Regions from separate parts of the Homo sapiens genome. Here region 1 is linked to region 2. Evidence: chromatin loops called from intact Hi-C (ENCODE). Cell type or tissue: ascending aorta. All regions are shown on one strand. Links, peaks and the distances in the headings refer to the core of each region. The heading gives the core; the rest is flanking DNA.

Region 1 (10,500 bases), core at 848-8,847, 300 kb before region 2:
GAAGAAAGCAACCAGAGAAAGGTATCTCCTAATCCTGTGTATGAGTGCACAAAAGTCTCATCCTAATCCCTGAGCTATGCAAGCAGACACACTCTCAGAGACTATGAAAACTTAACTGAAATTTTAACCAACCCCCCCCCCACCCACACACAAATGTCTCAGCTCAATCCCTGAATTACACATGTGCAAGATAGTCCCAAACCAATACAAGGAAAACTTAAGAGAACTAAACAGGACTTTGAACCATCTATACAAGTCTCAAAACCCCTGAACTACACTGGCATGGGAAAGAACCAAATAAGCATAGCAAAGGCTTACAGATCAGAACTGAGATCTGAATTATCCACAGAAGGGGCACCAGAACTTATTGCTTCAACCTAACTGGATTGATTGCCTGCTAGAAGAAATACACTGACCCAGAATCTACACAGCATAGCATGAATAATGGAAAACCAGGAGTAGGACCAGTTCTCAGGGCAAAAGGCAATCAACAAATGTTAACATCAAGATAACCCAGATGTTAAAACTATCAGACAAGAACTTTAAAGGAGTCATTACAATTATGCTCCATGAGGTAAGGGAAAAGCACACTTGTACTGAATTAAAACCTAAGAATTATTGGCGAAGAAATAACACATTGCTGGGAATGCAAAAGGATATAGCCACTTTAGAAAACAGATACAGTTTCTCATACAGTATATAGTTAGCATATAACCCAATAATACTATTCCTAGGGATTTACCCATGAGAAACAAAAACATGTTCACACAAGGACTTGTACAAAAATATTCATAGGAGCTTTATTTGTTACAGCCCCAAACTGAAAATAATTTAAATGAGCATGAATGGATGGCTAAATGGAGAAATTTTGATCTATTCACATAATGGAATACCTCTCAACAATAAAAAGGAACTACTGATATATGCAACAACATGGATAAATCTCAAGAGTATTATGCTAAATGAAAGAAGACAGAAAACACAAAATGTATGATTCTGTTTTGTGAAATTCTAGAAAAGCCAAATATAGGGGAGGGAACGCAAATCACTGGTTGCCTGGAGCCAGGGGTGAAGCCTGGAAGGAGAGGATCTACTGCAGAGACACAGGAACACTTAGGGGTGATTAAATGTTTTACATCTTGCTTTTGGTAATGTTCTAAACAAAGGAAGCAACATAAAGGGATTAGTATAAATGGGCAATTCAGACCAACTAAGAATATGAGTAGATAATAAGCCTATAGAAGTAATTCTCAATTTTTCTAGCAATCCCAGAAATGCTAGTTAAAGGAGTGAGTTATCTCCTGTTTTCTAATAGCTTGGCAAAATTTAAAAAACAGAAAAGGGTAGCAGGGAAATGTCCACAAAACAGTACTATAAAATTTCTATGCCTATGGGTATAGATATGTGTATATGCAAAGAAGTTCTAGAATGATACACACCAAACTAAGAATGGTGGTTATTTCAAACAGGAAGATTTATTTTAGGATGGTGGCAAAAGACAAAAGAAAAAAAAAAAGATAAAGGCCTTAACTCCAATTTCAGAGTATTTGTGACACATATGTAAATATTTAGTAGAGATATCTTAGAGTTTGAAAGTACAATTCTAAGTATAAATCTTTAAAAATTAAGTATACATCAAGATGTCCACACACATGTTCAGTTGCAAATGAATGACTTTATTAATGAGACTCTTTAGACAATGTACTTCGTTTAAATGAAGATGTACTTCTAACATAATCTGTCCGTTATAACTTGAGTCATACAGTCAATACATTTAAACAAATGACAAGGTAAATCCTTATGTTAAATATAAGATAATCACCACTTTCATTTATTATTTTCTAATATAAAATAGGCTTACCTAAAACAAACCTGAAAAGTTTGAACTCTGCAAGTAGATACAGTTCTCTTTCACAATCTACTAGAATAATCATTCCCTATATTATTCAATCTGACTTTTTAGTTTCCTCATCTTCTTTTTTATCCATTCAAAGTTTTATGCTAAACAAAAACTATATGAATAGGTTCAAACCTGTTAAAAGTGCACACCGATGAAGATCTTCACTTACAAATTTCATGAACATATCCTCATCCTAAAATAAGAATTTAAAAATATTTCTCTTTTAAAAACCAACAGTTTTCAAATCCAGAATTTTTTTACATCTATTTTAGTACTTGGGATTGAGTATATGTCTTTAACCTTTAATAAACGAGAAAATTAAAGGATTATTATCAGCTACTGGTCTCAATGCACCCAACACTTCAAATATCCTGAAACCTTAAAGTTTGCATCTTTCATTCCTCCTCTTCCACTGGGTGTGGTCATAATAATGACTTTATGGAAGGAATAAAGTTTAAAGATTCTTGATAAACCCGGGAAAACTATTTAAATTAAGAATAAAATTGGCCGGGCGTGGCGGCTCATGCCTGTAATCCCAGCACTTTGGGAGGCCAAGGCGGGTGGATCACCTGAGGTCAGAAGTTTGAGACCAGCCTGGCTAACATGGTGAAACCCCGTTTCTACTAAAAATACAAAAAAAATTAGCCAGGCATGGTGGCACATGCCTGTAATCCCAGCTACTCGGGTGGCTGAGGCAGAATCGTTTGAACCCAGGAGGCAGAGGTTGCAGTGAGCCGAGATCGCGCCATTGCACTCCAGCTTGAGCAACAAGAGCGATCTCAAACTCTGGCTCAAGAAAAAAAAAAAAATTAAATTAACAAAAAGAAAAACACAGAAAGCCATAAATCCTTTAAATAGCTAAAGTAAGCTTTAAGAGCTTATTTCGGGACATTAGTTTACATACATAATTTATACTTTAATAAAATTTGAAGGAAATCTCGCAGCCTATGTAGTAGAAAAAGACTAAAGAATTTTAAATACTACGTTTTTCCCCCTTTTTCTTCTTCCATGTCTCTTCCTTTATGACATCAGAGCCACAATAAACTGTTATGGTGATACACAATAAGGTTAGAACACGGTGGTTCTACTATGATTCATACTACGATGTAACACAATCCAATCAGCACATAGAAGAAAATAAGTGGACATCAATCCTAAAACTAAAACCCTACTAATAATTTCATATACAAATTTTAATAAAACCTAGAAGAATCTTAGCTAAAATATTTTCTCAAAAAAAATACAAATATAGTTTCTCTTTCTAGACAGGGCATAGTGTTCCCAGTGATAGCTTAGCTTTTTCAGCCAAATTATTTCCCAACTTCAATGACAATAATTTAAACATCCAATTGATTTTTATATCCAATTGATTTTATAATATTTTAATTGGGGATTTATATAATACAAATTTTATCTCCAAGTAAAATAAAGTTGAGAAAAACATACCGATTCATCTTCATCACTGATTGTTCTGTCTGAATAGTCTTCCTTTTCTGAATCTTCTGACATCTTTTCCAGTGTTTGACTTGAGATTTCTTGTAATATACGGGTAGGCTGTAAAACAATTTCTAAGGAAATTATATGACAGCTTTTCTTTTCAAGCTGTAGGTGTTTACTACATTAAATGAGTACTCAAAAATATATTCAATTGTATTTAACAGTCACAACAGTCTTCTCTAAAAACTAATTAGAATACAACTAATAAAACCTTCAATTTCAAAGAGTTAAAGGAATTTTCCATGACTATACGAGACAACAACCACAATAAGACAAATCAAGCAAATCATTTAATTAAAAGGAATTTCCAGAGTATACAGCCAAATCATTCACATTTTATATTTACAATTAAATACTACACAGCAAGTTCAGAATGATCCTGAGGCATTAAAAGATAATGAATTTAAAAATTATAGTCACTTACTGAAATGTAGCAATATAATTTTAAGTTTTCTCCTTGATTTTCACTTGACCAAAAGTTCAAGTGACAAGACTTTACATTTTGATTATTATTCTGTAGATACTGTCTGTTCTAATATTCATTTATATTATTCTTATTCTTAGAAATCTAAATAGCTACCAGAAGGTTGTATTGGTAATGACCATTACCATTCTATGCAAGTATCTTCCCATGTGGGTAATATCAAGACCAGGGAATAATCGAAATTTCTTGTCAAGTTCCCATCGTTCTTGAGAGACCAAAGGACTCGACAATTTCAAATCTATTAGTTTACGCCCCTCTCTACAGGAAGCGTGTTTTGGAGCGTGGACTACATATAAGTTAAGTCCAAGCTCTATGGCAAATCACTGCCAATGCCACGGAACCGACTGTCTCATAGATGACACCTTCAGTCCTAAGAAACTGAAGTTTCTGCCTGGGCATCACAACTCCACATTTGGAAAATCCGACTGGCCTAAATTCCATTCCTTACAGGTGCACACAGGGCGCACGAAGTGCTGACCTGCTGCGGATACAGCTCTGGTCTCAGGAAACGGCCCTTATCCACCGGCGCTCCGCGGGTGTCTTCCACCACTGCGGAGGAGGGGCAGATGCGGGCGCGTCCACGCTTAGCCGCGTCCCGACAGTACCAAGGCGTTTTTGGCGGGAAGCACGATGAGGCCACAACTCCGGGCGGCCGAGTTCCTTCCCGCACTCACTCCTGGACACCTTGGTGTGGGGAGGCGCTCATTTTCCGGGGCGCGCTCGCTTCCCGCAGGGGGCGCCCCGCCTTACTTCTGCATACCTCACCGTCCTGTCGGGGCCGGCACCTCGCTCCCACGCGAGTCCTCTGGCCAGGCCAGTCGTCGCTTCCGTGCGGGGAGAATATCTCGGGATCTCGCGATCTCGCGGAGAACCCGGTATCCAGCCGCTAGAAGTAACGCCACTGCTGGAGATCCGCAGCCCCAGCCACACTCCCAACTCTCGTCATCAGGCAACGGGTCCGCCCTCGCGAGACTTCGGACAGCCTTCGGAGATCACCTAGCAACCAGCTCGGAGGAAAGGAGCCTGCGTAGGTTTTGGCTCCAGGAAGAGGGATCCCAGAGGATGCCGGGAACTCGGGGTGGGCCGCAGGGCGGTCAGAGAGGCTCTCAGAGAGGCTTTGGGGTCTGTCGGGAGAATTTAGGAGTGGGGAAGACCGGGCAGCTATTTATTCCCAGTGGTCTGCACTTCGGCTGTTGCCTCAGAGGAGGCAGTAGAGCATGCTGGTTAGGACTGTGCTTTGGAGCCCACCTGACTTTTAACAGTGTGACATTGAACAAATTAATTACCTGGACTTCATGGGTACAATACTTGTAACTACTACTTGGAGATGTTAGAATATTAAAAAGTACGTTGGTCTTGATTTTTTACAGACTGAGTTCCATTCTACACAATTGTGCGATTAATTCGCTTATTCGATTCTGGAAAATGAGGCTTTTCTCCTTAAATACTAAATGGAGAGTCATAGATGAACTAGGGTGAATTCTCAAAATTATCAGCTCAGAGATTCTTTATAGCAATCGTCAGCTAGCATATTTAACACTGTTTTCCTGATGACTGCAAATCACTATATGTAGTCTCATTTAGTTAACAGACGTTATTCATGAACATCCCATATTGATTTTTTCCCTCATCTTTAGCTCTACAGGGTAAGGTAATCTATTTGGAAAAGTTTTCCAAGTACAGCTGAAAAAAAGTCTAGATTTTGATGATATAAGAATGTAAATAAACACTTTTCACAAAGCGTTATATGTCATGAGATTCGTGATATTGTAGAAATGGAGATAATAAATGGTAGCAAGTTTGAAAGTAGAATAAAGGGCAAAGCACTATGGCTTAAGCATGGAAATGGGTTAACATAATCTCTTTGTATTTTGTAAGTATCTGAAAATAGGTGTTTTTGAGGTCAGCAGTTTAAAAGTATGAACCTTCCAGATTAGACCTTGGCCAGAGAATATTAATAGAGTATATCTTAGATCAACCTCTTGAAAAGTAGCTCTTATAGTTGAAGCTTGTTTTATGCCATACATAAATCACTAAAGGTGACATGCACAGAGAAATCTTTATTTATGTAATCTGTTTTTCTGTTGGATTTTAGTCATGGCTGCAAGCCATAGGATGTCAGCTGTACAAGGTAAAACTGAGAAATGGTCTAACCAGGTTATATAAGAAATTAATGGCAGGGCTGAGAGACTTAAGTCTCGTGATTTTTAGTCCAAATAGTTATATTATCACATACCAAGTAGTCCATGGGAAGAAAAATGATCTTAATGCATAATTTTAAAAACTTAGGATTTTTTTTTTTTTTTTGAGACAGAATCTCACTTGCTCTGTCGCCCAGGCTGGAGTGCTGTGGTGCAATCTCAGCTCACTGCAACCTCTGCCTTTGGGGTTCAGGTGATTCTCATGCATCCTGACTAGCTGGGACTACAGGCACGTGCCACCACTAATTTTTGTATTTTTTAGTAGAGACGTGGTGTCACCATGTTGGCCAGTGTGGTCTCAAACTCCTGGTGTCAAGTGATCCGTCTACCTCAGCCTCCCAAAGTACTGGGATTACAGGTGTGAGTCACCGTGCCTGGCCAAAAACTTAGGAACTTGGCAAAACTTTGAAAATGATATTCATTCATTATTTTATTAACAACTTTTTTCTTTTTAAAGACAGCTCTGTCACCCAGGTTGGGGTGTAGAGGCACAATCATAGCTCACTGCAGACTCAAACTACTGGTCCCAAGAGATCCTCATGCCTTGGTATAACAAATTCACTGGATGGCTGCTGCCTACTAGGGACAGTTCACTATTGCAAGGAAAAAAACCAGACATTTATTGTGGAGGTTATGTTCTGGTGGGAGTAATCAAACAAACCAATGATGATAATAAAAATGATATCACTCAGACAATAACCGCTATGGAGAGAAATCAAGTAGGGGGGAAAAAAAAGAATAGGGGATGCTGGGAGTGGGGGGCCTTGCTAGGTTACTCTTTTAGATGGAATGGCCAGGGAAGGCCTCTCTGGCTAGGGGGCATTTGAGCAGAGGGATGAACTGTAGGATGTCTTAGGGGGAGACTCTGCCAGGCAGGGTAAGCAGCAAGTACATAGACTGAGAAGTCTGTGTTATGAACTACAGTTGAGCCTTGAACAACTCGGGGGTTAGGGGTATCGTCCTCTACATAGTTGAAAATCTGCATATAACTTTTGACTCCCCAGAAACTTAACTACTGAGAGCCTACTGTTGACTGGAACCCTTACTGATGACATAAACAGTTGATTAGCACATATTTTGTATGTTATATGTGTTATATACTGTATTCTTACAACAAAGTAAGATGAAATGTTATTAAGAAAGTTATAAGGAAGAGAAAGTGTATTCATTAAATGTAAGTCATTCATCATAATGGTCTTCATCCTTGTCTTCACATTGAGTAGGCTGAGGAAGAGGAGGAAGAAGAGGAAGAGGAAGGGTTATTTTATTAACAATTTTTTTCTTTTTAAAGACAGCTCTGTTACCCAGGTTGGAGTGTAGTGGAGTTGCTGTCTCAGGGGTGGCAGAGGTGGAAGAAAATCCCTGTATACTTGGACCTACATAGTTCAGACTCGTATTTTTCAGGGATCAGCTGTATACTAAGCAGTACTGTTTAGCCAAAGCTTAGCTGGAATCAGTATCATTTTAAGGTATGAGATTTCACAGGGATTTTTTTCTTCCCCAAGTAAAATTGAAATGGTTTGATTAAGCTTCTGCTTTTTTTTTTTAACTCTTTCTTTTTAACTTACTCTCCTATTAAAGACAGTACTATGTACTGGAAATGAAATTCTTTGTCTTTAAGTTAATATTGGAAGTAAGGCCTAGAATAAACTTCTACCAAGGACTTTGTCTGAATTTTTGTTCCCCTTCCCTATAATCTCACCAAAGAAAGTTACTGGACATGTTCCTTCTATAGACAGCTTCTGCCTTTTGGGAAGACAGCTTTACCCTTGTGGCAACTTTTTCTCCTTTTTTGTGTGTGTGTGTGAGTTTACTCTAAGACTGCAGTCTAAAAGGCAATATAATAAAAAATAGAGTAAGAAAAGAGGAAAAGACAACCAAAACTCTAAGTGCCAACTGTGCCAAAAAGCACAATTACTTGTGTGGGAATCAGGAAGAAAGTTCGTTTCAGCAGGATGGCCAAAGATAAGTTGTGTTAGGAGTATAATTTTGTGGAATTATATCATTTTGATCAGAATGAAAATAGAGTCATGAAAGTTAAGAAAACTCTGACAAACAGAGCTGGGGAAGGCCATGAAAGAAGAGTCCTCACATTTGTTTGCTTGATAATGAAAAAGACTCCATAACAACCATAACGTTACACAAGGGCCATCATAACCTTACACAAAAGATACTTCTACAAGGACATTGGCTAAGCAACTGCCTGGCTAACCTCAGACTGGCATCACTCTTGTTATTGATCTTTGTGGCTAAGGGTAATCATTTAAAAAACCAGTATGTAATCTTCCTTTTTTTCTTTTAAAAATCTTTATCTTCCTTTACCTCCCTGACTACACACATAGTTTACTATGACATGCATATTCCCATTGCAATGTTCCATTCCCAAATAAACATCTTTTAGAGAGCCTGTCTCTGTTATTTAGGTTGACAATTGAGAGGGGCTTAAATGAGTATATGAAGTGACTAGCGCAATCAGTTACTTATGACATCATAGAACTCAGTAGTCAAGTGACCTTAGAGGTCTTGTAATTCGACTGAGGAAGCCATAGTAGGGCCTGGGAAGCCTGGGATAGTCTAGTAATTATCTTGGCCTTCTTCATACTATCTGGGTCTAGGATGACCTAATACAGGGCCAAACCTCTTAAACTGTTCCCAAGCTCAAATCTTGAGATCTGTCTCAGCCAGTCAACTAGCCAACACTCAGCTTAAGCATCATTCACTTGATGATGTCTTTTCTAATTACTTTGTCATTGGCAGAATTAATTGTCTGTATTTGGGGGCTACAGTGAAGCTATCGTTGCCCTTAGTATTTGGAAATGAGTTAGTAAGAATGCCTCCTGCCTGCTCAACAGATAATAGATAGGATAAATCATCTCAAAAGAGAACGAATGGTTCCGAGACTCAGTGTGAAATCCCATGACAACAAACATGAAATTGTCTTTTTTCCCCCAAAAAACTGCCCTAACTGTGCAATGGTGAAATTCCCTTTCCGGCTGAGGGCATGTTGGCTAGAGTTGGTAACTTTTCAGCTACTAAAACAGTATCATTTTGATATTTGAGATTTGCTTCTGGTATTTGGCATTCGATTTGGCATTAAGAAGTTCATTTTTTTAAATTATACTTCAAGTTCAAGGGTACATGTGCACAACGTGCAGGTTTGTTACACATGTATACCTGTGCCATGTTGATGTGCTGCACCCATTAACTGGTCATTTACAATAGGTATTTCTGTTAATGCCATCTCTCCCTCCTCCCCCCACCCCAGGATAGGCCCCAGTGTGTGATGTTCCCCGCCCAGTGTCCAAGTGTTCTCATTGTTCAATTCCCATCTATGAGTGAGAACATGTGGTGTTCGGTTTTCTGTCCTTGCGATAATTTGCTCAGAATGATGGTTTCCAGCTTCATCCATGTACCCACAAAGGACATGAACTCATTCTTTTTTATGGCTGCATAGTATTCCATGGTGTATATGTGCCATATTTTCTTAATCCAGTCTATCATTGATGGACATCTGGGTTGATTCCAAGTCTTTGCTCTTGTAGATAGTGCCACAATAAACATATGTGTGCATGTGTTTTTATAGTAGCATGATGTATAATCCTTTGGGTGTATACCCAATAATGGGATCTCTGGGTCAAATGGTATTTCTAATTCTAGATCCCTGAGGAATCGCCACATTGACTTCCACAATGGTTGAACTAGTTTACAGTCCCACCAACAGTGTAAAAGTGTTCCTATTTCTCCACATCCTCTCCAGCCCCTGTTGTTTCCTGATTTTTTAATGATCGCCATTCTAACTGGTATGAGATGGTATCTCACTGTGGTTTGATTTGCATTTCTCTGATGACCAGTGATGATGAGCATTTTTTCATGTGTCTGTTGGCTGCGTAAATGTCTTCTTTTGAGAAGTGTCTGTTCATATCCTTCACCCACTTTTTGATGGGGTTGTTTGATTTTTTTCTTATAAATTTGTTTAAGTTCTTTGTAGATTCTGGATATTAGCCCTTTGTCAGATGACTAGATTGCAAAAATTTTCTCCCATTCTGTAGGTTGCCTGTTCACTCTGATGGTAGTTTTTTTCACTTTGCAGAAGCTCTTTAGTTTAATTAGATCCCATTTGTCTATTTTGGCTTTTGTTGCCATTGCTTTTGGTGTTTTAGTCATGAAGTCCTTGCCCATGGCTATGTCCTGAATGGTATTGCCTAGGTTTTCTTTTAGGGTTTTTATGGTTTTAGGTCTGACATTTAAGTATTTAATCCATCTTGAATTAATTTTTGTATAAGGTGTAAGGAAGGGATCCAGTTTCAGATTTCTACATATGGCTAGCCAGTCTTCCCAGCACCATTTATTAAATAGGGAATCCTTTCCTCATTTCTTGTTTTTGTCAGGTTTGTCAAAGATCAGATGGTTGTAGATGT
Region 2 (10,500 bases), core at 844-8,843:
CAGAAGAATCTGGGGACAAATGAAAATGCATGCAGAGAATGAAAGGAAGGATGCCGAGTGGCTTTGTGACTCTTCTGAGGACATTAAGTTTATTTTCTTTAAAAAAGGCTGATGACGGAGGGAATTATAGACTGTAAGTACCAGGGAGTGCTCAAAGACCACGAGGCTCTCCTCCTTATCGTAGAGCCTGTTGTCAGGAAGTTGAGTGCAGAACTTGTGCCAGCCCCTGGGGTCTCTCAGTCCTCAGCCCCTAGGCCCAATTCTTCCCATTGCTCGGTGCTGCCTCTCCTGGGGGAGAGATGTAATGCCAGGACCGGGTCCTCAGCTCTCCTAGTGTTGATTCTACAGCACTCAGATGGTTGGCCTTGTTTTGAGTTTCGTCTTCTCTGATTCCCTACATATTTTTTGCAGGACCATTTTGCCCAAATGCAATTTTCTCACCCCACTCCCAGGCTTACGAGTCTCTAGGGCTTCCCTCCTGTGTGTGGTGTGGCTTTGGACCTGACTCTAATTTTTATGGAGGCTTAAAGAAGCAGTTTCATTACTTCTCATTTTTTATGTCACTTCTTATTCCATCTAGTGCTTAATAATTTGCTTTCCCCAAGAGTAGGTGCTCAGTAAAGGCTTTTTGCCAACAGAAGGGACATAGGGGCACTGAAAAGTTGCTCGACATAAGTATCTCCAAGGCTACTCAGTAATTTAATAGCAGGTATAGGAGAAGATCACAGTTTCCTCTTTGTTCTCTCTTGTATCTGATGGGAATAGGAGGTGGAAGGGTGATACCTCCACTTAGAGAATACAGGAGACATGTTTATTCTGACCATTTAAGTCATCTGTGACATAGAGTGTCAAACAATATTTATTCTCAGGCTCCAGTGGGATGGCAGAGATAGAAAAGAACAAGAGGCAGCCTAGGCTAGCAAGGAGGACCTGAACTGGAAGTCAGGAAGTTATGTGATTGTTAGTAGAGGATGTAATGATTAGAAGCTATTCTTAATCAAAGAATTCTTAATAAAAATTCCTAGAACTTCCATGCCTTCAGCAGCTCACGCAGCCAAGAAAGAAATTATCCACGCCCTGGGGGAACCTAAAGCCCATCAGCTCCCTCGCTGCCATGTGCAACCCAAGCGCGGAATAAGGCTCACGGGACCTGTGCCACATACTGAAACAGGACTGCCAGCTTCCCAAAGTGGTCAGTGATGCTCCTCCAACTGCAGCTACTCTTTGATGACCTGGAGGGGTGTTTAGTCATCATCTGAGCCAGTGCAGTTCAAATCAGCCCAGGGTTCTGATGACGCACCACATACACAGGGGGAGGATGTGGGGAGCTGAATGGCAGAGTCCTGGGGCCCCTCCTTCATTTCCACAGGGCAGCTCTGCTTTCAAAGACAGGGTTGTGATTTAGAAAGAAGAAAACCTTAATTTAGAGCCACTGCTTTGGGGAATTAAGTCTCAGAGATGAAGTAATGGGCTGCAGGTCATTCAGCCAGTTGGTAGCAGAGCCTGGGGTAGAATCCAAACCTTGAGCGCCTCGTGCCCAGTCCCCTTCCACTTCATTCGCTCGTGCTGCCAAGTGTCTCATTATACACATACGTCTCAAATAACGATGCTAGAGGATGCTCCAGTAACACTTTTTTTTTAAAAAAAGCATTACAAAAGAAAGCACCAAAACGTCCACAAAAGCATACACAAGGTTATTTATCTCCAACAGCCCAACGCGACAAGATAGCTTCACACCCAGCTTGCAGGTGGACTGTTCTCTCTCCTCTACCCCAGCTGAAGATAAAAAAGGCCAGCCCTTGGCACCATCAACTAGTCAATAACTTAGTTTTCCAGGTCTTTCTTAAAAAAGACAGTTCCTCCTCCTCTTTAGCCCTTTTCTCACTGTCAAATCAAGGAGGAATCCGCCACCAATAAGTTTACTGGAACCTCCATTGACTGACTACTTTTCCATTGTGAGTAAATGTCTTCAGAATTCTCTGTTCCTTAGTGGTATGTGCTGTTAAAATTTTATCTCTAATGATTCCAGTAAAGACTTTTTATTAAAGGAATTTCGAACATCCATGACAGAAACAAGGGAAGATGCTTTTTCTCAGTGGTTGGGGAAGACCTGGTGATCATATTAGGTGTTAATTCAAGCTGCACCTCAGGTGGCTTAACAGCAAATCCTGTTTTGATCTTTTAAAGGCAGAAATCCCTCCCTAGTCATCGGGACCTATGAGTAGAACTTGAAGCATCCTTTGTTGGTTTTTCAACCACAGCCTGCCTGATAAGCCCCTCCACGCCTTTTGCCAGGATTCTGCCTGGTAGGGAAAGACACAAGGGCCATGATGGCACCCTCCTCTTTGGCCCCTTTCCTATTCTACCAAAAATCTTGATTTTCCTCTGCCTCTGCCAACTCCTCTGTGGTCTCAAGTGTTCCAGGAAATGAGGAGTAATTCTTTAAATCTTGCTTTAAAAGGGGAACACCATGTGACTCCTCCCTGTGGTGGGTGAGGGGTGGGGTGGGGAGGCTGAGGGGGCTCAATGGTGCCTGTAGAAGTCCAGGTTCAGGTCTCTTGGGGGAGGAGGAAGCTCTGTCGTCCCTTCCACTCAGCATCAGCCAGCCTGGAGACCGCATCAGATTGGCATAGCTCCCTGGAACAGTCTCCCCTTCCCTTCATCCTCCACCACCGCACCCCCCCACCCCACCGCCTCCCGCCCCCGCCTTCTCTTAGCTCTTCCCTCCCTCTGCCCCCAGGCTCCTACTTGCATTCTTTATATCTTCTGGCATTTTTCATGTTGTTTTACTTTGTATTTAATAATAGCTCTGCATTCTTTTCTTTATCTGAAATCAAGGCTCATACCTGCATCATGCGTTCACTTTGGGAGTAAAATTTATGGCCGAACTTGCCATGGGGTTAATTGCTTTTCATTAACTTCATACTTCTTAATTATTACAAATTATTTGCCTGTACTAGAAATAGTTCCATCCTGTGCTCCAAATTTACTAGCCTGCAATTGCAACCAGAAACGGGAAGTCTTGGATTGCCGGTGCTTGGGGAGTGAGGTTCCCAGCTTTATGCATCGGAGTCTGACCAGACTGAGGGTAGGAAGACGGTGGGTAATTCTAGATCTTTAGACTTCAAAGCCCAGATTAGGGCCCGTAGGCCAAATAAAAATTGAATTTAGCTTTTCTGAGCCATAGACTGTTCTGTGTCTCAATTCTCAAATCTATAAAGTGGAGTTAGGAAGACAGAAAGACACGATGTGTATATTTAATAACAAGTTTACTTTAAAATCAGTTTGAAAAACCTATACTTCACATAATGAGTGGGGTTTCAAAAGCAAGAAAGAGAAAAAGTATACCCACCAAAGGGGAGGGCAGAATAAATCCCAATGGAAAATTTGTGCCTTTCTGTGGTTGGAGTCATTTGGTCAAGAAATGATGAAATTACAAATTTCTGAAAAGGGCGTGTGTGTCGGAGTTCCTGAGGTCCAGTTCTCAGCATGGTACTTGGGCAAGGCCAGTGTTGAACTCTGAGGAAGAATAAAGAGAAGGAAGTGGTCACGACCAGCATTCTTTGCCAAAACAGCAGTGCCTCCATGGCCTCGTACTGCCCATGAGTCTCTTCATCTCATGGATTTGAAGCAAGCTCTCTCAGCAAGCCTGTACACCCATTGTCCCTTGCAATGTGATTCGTCCTTTGACTCCTTAGATGGGAATGGTTGGTAAAAAGGGAATCGCAGCTGGAGGTTTGTGGGAACTGGCATATTCAGACTACACAAAGGCCCTGTGTGTGCAGACACAGCCACAGCTGTGGGAGCCAAGGGCCTGGCAATGGGGAGAAGTAGGTATTTCTCAGTGCAGGAAAGCATTCCTGTCCGTGCTCACAATCCATCTGGTATTGACTTTGAACTCACACGCAGAAAAAAGGAATGAAGTCGGCCCAGCAGCTGAGCCCAGAATCAGCTGGGAGGACATTCAAAGTTCCCTGTAAGGGAGCGTGGATGGACAGAGGAGGACAGGGATTTGTAGCCACTTCTGCAATCGCTCTGACCATTGCCAAGTGGGCTAGCAGCAGCAGATGTTCCAGCAGGAGGGCAGTGTCTGTGCCCAGCGGCAGGGCCATTGTCCTTGCTGGAACCATCTCACACTGTTCACTGAGTCTTGTTCTCAGCTGACTGGCTTTCCAAGCTTAACTCTCTTGGCTTTCCCAAAGAGTCTGTGAGCCACCCAATATCCTTTAACAAATTCCTTTTCTGTTTAGACTAGCTAGACTGGTCTTTACAGTTTTTAATGGAAGGCCCTGGCACTGATAGCTTTCGAAGGCTGGAGCTCTATGGCTTTTAATACTCCATGCTAAAGAAAACACAATTTTTTGCTTTGTTTTATTTTCTGCAAATAAAATGTCTTGTTCTCCTCTTCCTATGTGTGTATTTATATAGTTCAGTTAGGCTTTAATATACAAGCTCTGAATTCTCCAAATACCAAAGCAGACAGTTTAAGAAAAGAAGGAAAGCAAACGCCTATTTCTCCCACTTTCAAAAGCACACACTTAAATTTTGTGTGGAAAAAAAATCTAAGCTCTCTAGCTCCACTCGGTGTCCTGTTGAACTGGTGTGGCACCATGTTACTCTTTCAGAGAATGAAAATGAAACTTGCTCACTGTAGCTTCATTGAACCACTTTATTCTTTGACCAATTTTGGATGGGTATTTTAATTAAAAATTTTTTTCAGCCAGGCACGCGGTGGGCTCACGCCTGTAATCCCAGCACTTTGGGAGGCCAAGGCAGATGGATCACGAGGTCAGGAGATCGAGACCATACTGGCTAACACGGTGAAACCCCGTCTCTACTAAAATTACAAAAAATTAGCCTGGTGTGGTGGCACACGCCTGTAATCCCAGCTACTCAGGAGGCTGAGGCAGGAGAATAGCTTGAACCCAGGAGGTGGAGGTTGCAGTGAGTTGAGATCAAGCCACTATACTCCAGCCTGGGTGACAGAGCGAGACTCTGTCTCAAAAAAAAAAAAAATTAAACTAAAAACAGTATGGGACAGTGGCCAAGAGCGTGGGCTTTGGAGTTAGGTCAACTTGGATTTGAATCTTGCTGCAGCTATATACTAGCTTTGCGACTGTGTCTTGCTACTCAGGTTTTGTGAGGCTCATCTGTAAGATGAATATAATAAAAATGTTCACCTCAGAATATTATTGTGAGGATTAAACAAGATCCAAGACCTGGCTTAAATTGCCATTAGAGAATGACCCAGGGGAGCTTATTCATTGTAGCTAAATGATAAAATTTAAAATCAAGATTTAAATGCTTTCAGAAGGGGTGCATTTAGAAACACTGAAGTCTCCTTGTTACTCTCTTTTTAAATATGATAGGAATTACAATTCTTATAGAGATTATGCTACACAATGATCTATGTTTACACAAGAACGTAAATGTTGTCTTGGAGAGATTACATGCTCAGATGGCAGAAGCTCTTCAGTGGCAATGAGGGCATGGGCTACTGGGCTACTCTTTGGCTTGGAAGACCTTTCCTGTCTTCCGTTCACCCTACCATGGCTCAATTTGGCTTCTGCCTACCTCCCCAATCCCATCCTACACCACTTCAGCCTTCACTACTGACCTTAGCTGTTGTCTGTTGCCTAAACACCTTCTTCAAGTTGTTCAGGTTACACTGACCTTACCTATTATCTGTTGCCTAAACACTCTCTTCTGTCTCAGGACTATTGCACTTGTTACTTCTTCAGCCTGGAGCGCATGTACAGGTACACACACACACTTACGCAAACACACACAAAATCATTCAAAGTTCAATATATATGAAACCTTTTCAGAGAAGACTGTCATCACCATCCTTGATGATGCGTGGTGGCTTTTAGTCATATAAAATGGCTTTATATATTTTAAAGTACTTTTTGTTATAAAGGTATATTTTTCAAGGCATAAAAAATATACAAAACATATTTTATATAGCAGTTTATTAGCTTGGTTGAGTTTTTAAATATTTAGACATTACTTACAGCAAAACATTGAAAGCACCTAATTTTTTTTTCCTGTTGGACATTTAAGTTCTATCCAAATGATGCAACAGTGTTCAGCCATGGAGTAAAATTGTTTGAAGTCTATACAACATGGAGAAATCCTTATGATAAAGACAAGAATAAAATATGAATATAAATCAAGAATATGTCTAAGTGAAACATGCATATAGAAAGAAAGAAATAAAATAGTTCTTAGGATGGGAACATTAGGGAATCTTTCCCACTTATTTTCAAGATGTTTATATGGTTATATTTAACTCTATAATTACAGGTTAAAAACAGGTTGCAACTCCATAAGTAACCTGTTTCTGTACCATTATAGCAGCTGCCTATGGAGAAGGGCTCGGTGCTGACAGGCTACTTAGCCTCACCTGCCTTCCTGTCCGGCAGTGGTAGGATTTCCACCTCTGCTTCCATGTATTGGCATGGTAGGAAGACAGCCGCAGAGAACAGACAGGTCAGATCAAATGCCAGCCAGGAGAAATATTTTAGGCCAGGCACAGTGGTTTACACCTGTAATCCCAGCACTTTGGGAGGCCGAGGCGGGTGGATCACCTGAGGTCAGGAGTTCGAGACCAGCCTGGCCGACATGGTGAAACCCTGTCTCTACTAAAAATACAAAAAATTAGCTGGGCATGGTGGTGCGTGCCTGTAACCCCAGTTACTTGGGAGGCTGAGGCAGGAGAATCACTTGAACCTGGGAGGTGGAGGGTGCCGTTACCTGAGATCGTGCCATTGTGCCATTGCACTCCAGTCTGGGCGACAAGTGTGAAACTCTGTCTCCAAAAGAAAAAAAAAAATAGGAAGAAAAAAAGAAAACAAAAACCCAGCTGCGAGAAATATTTTAAAGAACAAATCTAAAACAGTGGGCAGTTTGGCCCCCCAAGTGGATAATTCTAGGGAATTCTGGAGTTTAAGTTTGCATGACTTTGGCTGGCACCCAGACTTAAATCCATTCAGTTCTCCTGCCAGTGAAGCGAACAGACAAGTGAACAAGCCAGATCCAGCAAGAGTCGATCACAGGGCTCCACAGGAGACTGTTACGAACCCTGAAAGATGAGCAGATATTAGGCAGGCAATGAAAAGAGGGCAAGGTGGGGTGGGTGATGGAGGGTAGTTCAAGGCCAAGGGGACAGCGGGTGCAAAGGCAGAGCCTAGGAGGGGTGCTGGACCTCTGAAGGTCTGAAGAATTACCCTGACGACTGTCTGGAGAGGACTAGAGGAGAGTAAAAGCGGAAGCAAGGGGATCAGCTAGAAGGCTGCTGAAATGTTGAAAGAGAAAAGATGAGGGCTTAACTCAAGGCAGAACAGTGGGGATGGAGAGGGGATGAATTTGCAAGGTAAGAGGTGACGGAATCAGCAGGACTTCATAACCATCAGAAGAAGAAAAGTCAAGGGTGATTGTCAAGATGCTGGCTAGACATCTGGGTGCACTGGTGGGACCAACATTGCCAAACAAGTGTCTAGAAACAAACGAGTACTTGGTATTCATTCGTATTTTAGATGGAAAACTGCCTGCCCCTTTCCCATATTCTGATCCATGGACATCTATGATGTTTATATTTACATTTTATGGTTACATAGGGTAAACTCTATAGTTAATAATCAGGGAAAGAAGTCGCACCGAGGAAGGAATTCCAAGCCTCTTTAGAAACAATCTTTTGTCATAAATATCCAGAGGCATTTATGAATAAATACTGACCCCCAGTGTCTACGTACAGAAACAAAGATTTTAAAAACGATATAAAATACCAAGACTCCTGGGAGAGTACCTGGAATTCCAGCTACAAGTAACATTCCCTGCAATCCAATCCCAGGATCCTAGCAGGCATCCTCAGAGATAAAAATACTGACTAGCTAACCTATGGCCAGCGGCCTTAGGTCTGGAGAATTCTAATGAGTATTCTACAGAATGAGTGTCGGGATGGATTACATAGCCTCAATTGTGTTGCAGAGCTATGTGTTGGCCTTTGCCCCTCTGCTTCAGAGGTTACATATGTCAAGGTCTAGGTTCAATTACTCCTAAGAGTCTTCCCACTAAGGGTAGATTTTATGCAATTAATCTGACTAATACAAACTCCAGCTCTGTCTGATTCCCCATCCAGTTCAACACGACATCCAGAGAATTTTCCTCTCAGGCAGATACAAAGCAGTGTGGTTGGGCAGACATTCCCTCTTCAATACTGTGTGGTTAGGGTTAAGTTCACGAGAATTTTTTTTTTTTTTTTTTTTTTGTGATGGAGTTTCACTCTGTTGCCCAGACAGGAGTTCAGTGGCGTGATCTTGGCTCACTGCAACCTCCATCTCCCGGGTTCAAGTGATTCTCCTGCCTCAGCCTCCTGAGTAGCTGGGATTACAGGCACGTGCCACCACGCCCAGCTAATTTTTGTATTTTTAGTAGAGACAGGGTCTCACCATGTTGGTCAGGCTAGTCTTGAACTCTTGACCTCGTGATCCAGAAAGGAATTCCATTACTATTGGTTAACTGCAAGGTGATGGCAGTCATAATCGTGTTTCAGATTTGTTGTTTCAGCACACAAGCTCATTGCTGGTCTGATGCAAGCTGTAGCCTCAAAGATAATAGAAATAAAATAAGTATACAATTTGTTTCTTGACAAGATAATACAGACTTAAGAAGTCTTTCTCTTGGGCCAGGTGTGGTGGCTCATGCCTGTAATCCCAGCACTTTGGGAGGCTGAGGCGGGCGAATCACTTGAGGTCAGGAGTTTGAGACCAGCCTGGTCAACATGGTGAAACTCCATCTCTAATAAAAATACAAAGATTAGCCAAGCATGGTGGCGGGCACCTGTAATCCCAGCTACTCGGGAGGCTGAGGCACAAGAATTGCTTGAACCTGGGGGGGCAGAGGTCGCAGTGAACCAAGATCACACCATTGCACTCCAGCCTGGGCGACAAAGCAAGACCCTGTCTCAAAAGACAGAAAAAAAAAAGAAGAAAAGAAGAAGGCTTTCTCTTATCTTTCTCTTACTTAACAAAGACTGAGGTTTCAAGAATAAAAAGTCAAAAAAACCAGGCACCTCACTCTGAATAAGACATGTTTTAATGACTATACTAAACACAACATTGTTAAACTTACCAATTTTTTCCTCTGTCACTTTATTTTTTCTAGTTTTTTAAAAAAATTTCAAACCTACAGAAATGCTGAGATGATAGTAGAATAATACAACATTACAAATCATTTCCTCAATTCATCAGCTATGACATTTACTGTACAGTCATGTGCCTCAGTCATGTGCTGTTTTGGTCAACAGCGGACTGCATATACGATGTAAGATTATAATGGGGCTGAAAAATTCCTGTTGTGCAGTGACTTATAGCCATCCTAAGGTCCTAGCATGAGCCATTACTCATGTGTTTGTGGTGATGCTGGTGTAAACAAACCTACTGCACTGCCAGTCATACAAAAGTATAGCACATACAAGGATGTACAGTATGTAATACCTGAAAATGATAATAAATGATAGTGTTTTTTGTATTTACTATACTATACTTTTTCTTATCGTTTTAGAATATACTCCTTCTATTTATTAAAAATATTAGTTAACTGTAAGACAGCCTCAGGCAAATCCTTCAGGTAGTATTCTAGAAGAAGGCATTGTTAACATGGGAGATGACAGCTCCATGCATGTTAGTGCCCCTGAAGACCCTCCAGTGGGACAAGATGTGGAGGCGGAAGACAGTGACACTGATGATCCTGATCCTGTGTAGGCCTGGGCTAATGTGGTATTTGTGTCTTAGCTTTTAACAAGAAAGTTTAAAAGGTAAAAAATAAAAAATTTTATAGGAAGAAGCTTATAGCTGGGCGTGGTAGCTCACACCTGTAATCCCAGCACTTTGGGAGGCCAAGGCGGGCGGATCACTTGAGTCCATGAGTTCGAGACCAGCCTGGGCAACATGGTGAAACCCCGTCTCTACTAAAAATACAAAAGATTAGCCAGGCATGGTGTGGTGCGCCTGTAATTCCAGTTACTCGGGAGCTGAGGCAGGAGGGTCACTTGAACCCAGGAGGTAGAGGCTGCAGTGAGCCAAGATCGCACTACTGCACTTCCAGCCTGGGAGAAACAGCGAAACTCCGTCTCAAAAAAAAAAAAAAAAAAAAGAAAGAAAGAAACTTATAATGACATAAAGAAAATATTTTCATATGGTTAAATAAGGTTTCTGTTTTAATGTGTTATTACAAAAGTCAAAAGGTTTTGAAATATTAAAAACTTTTTAAAAGTTACAGTAAGCTAAGGTTAATTTATTATTGAAGAAAATTTTTTAAATAAATTTAGTGTAGACAAAGGGTATAGTGTTTATGAAGTCTACTGTAGTGTACAGTAATGTCCTAAGCCTTCACACTCACTCACTACTCGCTCACTGACTCACCCAGAGCAACTTCCATTCTCACAAGTTCTATGCATGGTAAGTGCCCTACGCAAATGTGCCACTTTTTAATCTTTTA

Evidence for each region. Hi-C counts contacts between places; a loop is a spot of excess contacts. Peaks named below come from ENCODE experiments on the same cell type or tissue, not always from the same donor. Only the 100,000 strongest peaks of a DNase experiment are listed, where the experiment ranks them.
Region 1: it touches region 2 in a loop (4-fold over the local background); 3 of 110 quality-filtered maps call a loop at or near these places.

The regions. Positions count from the first base shown.
Region 1 is chr7:134,980,843-134,991,342 of GRCh38, reverse strand. AGBL3 (AGBL carboxypeptidase 3) reads right to left here and starts at 4,835. Exons shown (of 17, transcript NM_178563.4): 1 at 4,642-4,835; 2 at 3,347-3,468; 3 at 2,033-2,093. The coding sequence starts at 3,409. RefSeq lists enhancers at 4,144-4,403, 4,484-4,623, 4,634-4,933. In ascending aorta, for the core only: a CTCF peak has its summit at 4,599 (motif pointing right); a DNase peak (open chromatin) is centred at 4,842; H3K4me3 peaks cover 2,936 bases; H3K27ac peaks cover 1,473 bases.
Region 2 is chr7:134,684,276-134,694,775 of GRCh38, reverse strand. The region is part of intron 1 of LOC124901750 (a long non-coding RNA gene); the gene reads left to right. Among named protein-coding and RNA genes, the nearest start is that of BPGM, 43 kb to the right of the region's middle. In ascending aorta, for the core only: CTCF peaks have their summits at 4,599 and 7,745 (motif pointing left); DNase peaks (open chromatin) are centred at 1,285, 2,475, 2,585, 3,809 and 2 weaker places; H3K4me3 peaks cover 3,985 bases; H3K27ac peaks cover 4,907 bases.